Linked DNA regions of Homo sapiens: region 2 is linked to region 1. Evidence: chromatin loops called from intact Hi-C (ENCODE). Cell type or tissue: chondrocyte. All regions are shown on one strand.

The links. Peaks named below come from ENCODE experiments on the same cell type or tissue, not always from the same donor. Only the 100,000 strongest peaks of a DNase experiment are listed, where the experiment ranks them.
Region 2: a loop joins it to region 1, with 5 times the contacts of the local background. A loop is called at or near these places in 9 of 110 quality-filtered maps.

The regions. Positions count from the first base shown.
Region 1 is chr5:55,533,159-55,535,658 of GRCh38, reverse strand. It overlaps PLPP1 (phospholipid phosphatase 1), which reads left to right and starts at 695. Exons shown (of 6, transcript NM_003711.4): 1 at 695-1,087. The coding sequence starts at 1,030. It also overlaps the pseudogene RNF138P1. RefSeq lists an enhancer at 173-242 and a silencer at 473-1,112. In chondrocyte, CTCF peaks have their summits at 315 and 1,198; DNase peaks (open chromatin) are centred at 778, 898 and 1,297.
Region 2 is chr5:55,170,675-55,173,174 of GRCh38, reverse strand. It overlaps CDC20B (cell division cycle 20B), which reads left to right. Exons shown (of 12, transcript NM_001170402.1): 1 at 1-237; 2 at 525-587. The coding sequence starts at 175. MIR449B (microRNA 449b) reads left to right here and starts at 2,433; the gene lies at 2,433-2,500. It overlaps MIR449C (microRNA 449c), which reads left to right and starts at 822; the gene lies at 822-913. RefSeq lists a silencer at 1-274. In chondrocyte, a CTCF peak has its summit at 943 (motif pointing left); a DNase peak (open chromatin) is centred at 162.

The DNA.
Region 1 (2,500 bases):
TTCTACAACAAAGGTGTAATATAAGGAATCTAATCCGATATTAAATATCAAGAATTCAACGGTGATCAGGTATCGAGGATGGATGATTTAGCATGCTTCTTGCTAACATTTGGGCTCAGCCAGGACACAGGGAGGTCAACGTTGAGGCCTAAGTGAGAAAGGGCTCAGAGGTACCAAACTAAAGGAGAGCGTCTCTGTTCCTGCCTACTCTGACCTCTTTTCCCCCCTTAAACTCAGTGGTAACAATCTGACCTGTTTATTACCTCATCCCCATGGAAGGGGTGGGGAGTGGCAGGCAGCCGGTGCTCTAGGATCGTTGGGTAGGGAGCCTAGCTCTCTGAAAGCAGCAATGCCTAGTGGGGGTACCGAGGCCGAGTTCGGAGACCACCTGAGCAATTGCGGTCCAGAGCAAAGCCCCCTGGATCGGAACGGGAGCCGCCCCCACGCCCCGCCCGGCTGCCGAGAGCCGCACTTCTGGGCGGATGCCGCAGGTCGGGAGGGATGAGGCCGACGGCGCTGATTGGCTGACCGCCGCGGCCTGGGGTTTCCCTGGCCCCGCCCCTGCTGCACTCCCCCCGCCCGCGAACCCGCGCGCTGCCCGGTCCTGCGCTGCTCAGCGGGAGGGGCTGGACCCCGCGTTCCTCCTCCCTGCCGGTCCCCATCCTTAAAGCGAGAGTCTGGACGCCCCGCCTGTGGGAGAGAGCGCCGGGATCCGGACGGGGAGCAACCGGGGCAGGCCGTGCCGGCTGAGGAGGTCCTGAGGCTACAGAGCTGCCGCGGCTGGCACACGAGCGCCTCGGCACTAACCGAGTGTTCGCGGGGGCTGTGAGGGGAGGGCCCCGGGCGCCATTGCTGGCGGTGGGAGCGCCGCCCGGTCTCAGCCCGCCCTCGGCTGCTCTCCTCCTCCGGCTGGGAGGGGCCGTAGCTCGGGGCCGTCGCCAGCCCCGGCCCGGGCTCGAGAATCAAGGGCCTCGGCCGCCGTCCCGCAGCTCAGTCCATCGCCCTTGCCGGGCAGCCCGGGCAGAGACCATGTTTGACAAGACGCGGCTGCCGTACGTGGCCCTCGATGTGCTCTGCGTGTTGCTGGGTACGTACGCGCCGCCGGGTCCGAGGGGCGTGTGCGGCTGTCCCGGGAGGGCTTTAGCGCAGAGCCGCGACGGGCAGCGGGGGTGTGTTGCCTGACGCGTGCGCAGCTGTGGGGCGACACACGGGGGCGGCTTCTGCAGCCGAGGGACCCCGCTTTGCAGCCTGCACCCCGGCTCCCGCGTGCCCGCCGCTGTCTGTCGCCCGCCGGTGCGATGAGCCCAGCCCTGCTTGGACGCTGTTCACGCCTCTGCGCTCCATACCTTGCTCCTGTCCTCTGTTTGCAGTTCCACTCTAGCAGAGCAGGGTGGGCTCCTCCCCTCTGTACGGTAGAGGAGCCTGGTCACTGGCCCATCTCAGTAGTGAAACTGGAGGTTTGATGCACAGGGGATTCTCAGTAGCAGGCGCCAGTGCCTGATTTATCGTGAGAAGCAGTTTAATATTTCGGCTATAAAAGGCTAGAACTAGTTCCTAATTAGAAGGTGTGCCAGGTTGTAAATTGTCAGGTTGCAAGTAGGGATGAGCACGCCAAGTTTTTGCGTATAGGTCTAAAGAAGTTTTGGGGGTGGGGGAGGATGCGGTACCCCAGACCTGTTTCCTTGTCTGCCCAGACCTTGCCATGGTGTAGCTTTCCATCTCTTGTGACAGTGTCTCAAGGAGCAGTAGACATTCTTTGGCTGCAGCAGATTTCGCATTGTCTTCCTGATTGGAAGAGTTCAGTTATGAGGCTTCTGGTTGCCAGTTACTCCTTTCTTTTGAAGAGAAAGAACTGGAATCATTTGGATAAGGGATGGGCGTTGGAAGGAGTAGTTTTCACTTTTTATGTATTGTATAAGGCAGTTATGCTGTGAACTATTTATATATGATGGAATAAACAAAAACAAAGCAAGAGCTGCTGGAGGTTTGGATAGTCCTACTCATGTTGAAGTAATCAGAATAGTAGTAGTATTGGCAAGTTCTCAGGGTGGGAGATCTGTGGCTTTAGCCACCTGGATGGAAGTCTGCGTAATGGTTTCTCAGTGACAGGAGATTCCCTCGGTTTTAATCCAGTAGTTCCTAGTTATTCCACTCTCCAGTTTCCAACCGGGTCATTTAGGCCCTTGCAATCTTGTGGAATTCTTATAAATTCTGTTACCAGGTTTTGTTGTTGTTGTAAGGAAAAATTCCATTTTGTTATCTTTTTTTTTTTTTTTTGGATACAGTCTCTCTCTGTCACCCAGGCTGGAGTGCAGTGGCGGGATCTCGGCTCACTGCAGCCTCTGCCGCCTGGGTCCAAGTGATTATCCTGTCTTGGCCTCTCTAGTAGCTGGGATTACAGGCACCGCCACCATGCCTGGCTAATTTTTCTGTTTTTAGTAGAGACAGGGTTTCTCCATGTTGGCCAGGCTGGTCTCGAACTCCTGACCTCAGGTGATCC
Region 2 (2,500 bases), 360 kb after region 1:
GCGGCGGTGGGAGGAGTGGGGGACCTGGAGGGAGGTGGTGAAATAGAATGGTCCTGGGGGACGGGACTCCAGGGGTTTGACGATTAGGCGTCAAGACTGACTTAGACCTGGGAAGAAAACCAGAGGCAGTCGAGCAGAGAGGCCAAACGCCAGGCAGGGCGAAGTCAGCCGGAGATGGAGTGGAAACTGGAGCGCACCGCGCCTCGGAGGGTCCGCACGGAAGAGGAGATGCTGTGGGTGAGTAACACCCTTTTCTGCATTCTCCCTAACTCTCTAATGCGGGGCCGAAGGCCCCGTTCATAATATCTGTTTAGGACCAAGAGGTGGTACGAAACTCTAAGCCCTGGTCGTAAATTTGAGTGATGTAATTTAGTTATATTCTGAAGGTGCCTAGTTGCCAAAAAAAAAAAAAAAAAAAAAAAAAAGTGTAATCTGACAAGCACAAGATCTAGAAAAATTCCACACCTGAAATTATGATTTTCCTAAATAGTTTCTCCCTCAATATGTTATCTGTGTTTTCAAAGGAAAGTATCATGCGTGTGCTCTCCAAAGACTTGAAGCAGAAGAGAAGTCAAGATTCCGCCAACGTGAGTCCAGGGCTTGTTCTTGTTCTCTGTTTTAATTCTGATCTTGAACAAACGAATTCTTGGTAAATAATGTATTTGTAGGAAGTTTGAGCTGGTCTGAAAATATGAGAATTTTAGTATCTTATTACATACTAAAAAAAATTTCTTTATGAAACTGAAGATCCCAGACAAATAATGCAATCGTTTGCATCTGAATCGTACTTTCTAGTTTCTGCCTCCACAGCAAAGGATAAAGCTGGGATGTGTCAGGTAGGCAGTGTATTGCTAGCGGCTGTTAATGATTTTAACAGTTGCTAGTTGCACTCCTCTCTGTTGCATTCAGAAGCACGCCCCCCAAAGAAATGGAAATGGTGCCATCTTGTGGACAATGTGGAGAAGTGGCATAAACCATGGTTCTTAACGTGAGCAATTTAAAGTTGATCCAATGTAGTACCTGTTCTCCTTGAAAGACCAAACCCAAAGGTCTTTAGTGTCTCCTGTAATCAGTGTAAAAGGAAACAAATTTAAATGGTTTTATAAACGTGTTTCATAAAGAGCCTTCATCTGCTTTAAATCTCTGTCACCATTTACCATGCTTCTCTCTAGGCTCAATAGTTCATCTTCCTTTGACCTGTACGCAGAGATTCTAGTTCCAAATCCACCACCATTTTAATAGATTTTTCTAGATCTTATATAAATTTTGCAACTAGGCACTGTGGCTCATGCCTGTAATCCCGGCACTTTGGGATGCTGAGGCAGGAGGATCACTTGAGGCCAAGACTTCAAGACCAGCCTGGACAACACAGGGAGACCTTGTCTTTATAAAAAAACTGCAAAAATTAGCTGGGCATGATGACATGTGCCTGTAGTCCCAGCTACTTGGGAGCCTGAGGCAGGAGGATTGCTTGAGCCCAGGCGTTCAAGGCTGCAGTGAGCTATGATTGCACAACTGCACTCCAGCCTGGAGGACAGAGCCAGACCCTGCCTCTTAAAAAAAAAAATTCAGTATTCAAGTGGTAACATCCTATATTGAATACATAATTGCATTTTCAGAACTCGATTACTAATGTCATTTCTAGTAGGAGAAAACTAATTGCATTTAAGCCCTTACATTTCTTAAATACTTTAATGTTGATTTTTTCCCCCAAACACTGCTGCAGTTTTGTGTCGTGCACAGCTTATGTATTATCACGACTCCTAGATATTTTACTGTCTAATACAGACAAGTAGTCTTTGGATCAGTAAACAGAAGTGATTTGAAAAGCTATAGTTAAGTAACTTTTTATTTATTTTTTTGAGACAGAGTCTCACTTTGTTGCCCAGGTTGGAGTGCAGTGGTGCAATCTCGGCTCACTGCAAACTCCAGCTCCCGGGTTCAAGTGATTCTCATGTCTCAGCCTCCTGAGTAGCTGGGATTACAGGCAGCACCACCACGCTGGGCTAATTTTTGTATTTTTAATAGAGACGGGGTTTCACCATGTTGGCCAGGCTGGTCTTGAACTTGTGACCTTAGGGGATCAGCCAACCTTGGCCTCCCAAAGTGCTGGCATTACAGGCATAAGCCACTGCGCCCAGCCTACAGTTAAGTAACTTTTAAAATTCATTTGTACTGTAGAACATATTTTTATCCAAGCATTTAATTTGGAAAACCTAAATGTAAGTATTCTGAAAGTTTTAAAGTTTTTGTTTAACTTTTATGTTTTTGACTAGATTCAAGCAAATATTGATTTTATTTCTTATAGTCTTGAAGTAATACATTTTGTGTATAAGTTTTCTTTAATGTGACTATTAAGATTAGAGTTCTGCCACTATGTTTCATGTTACAAATTTAGCCTCAGTGACTGCCTGGGCCACGAGAATCGGCAGTGACCTGAATCAGGTAGGCAGTGTATTGTTAGCTGGCTGCTTGGGTCAAGTCAGCAGCCACAACTACC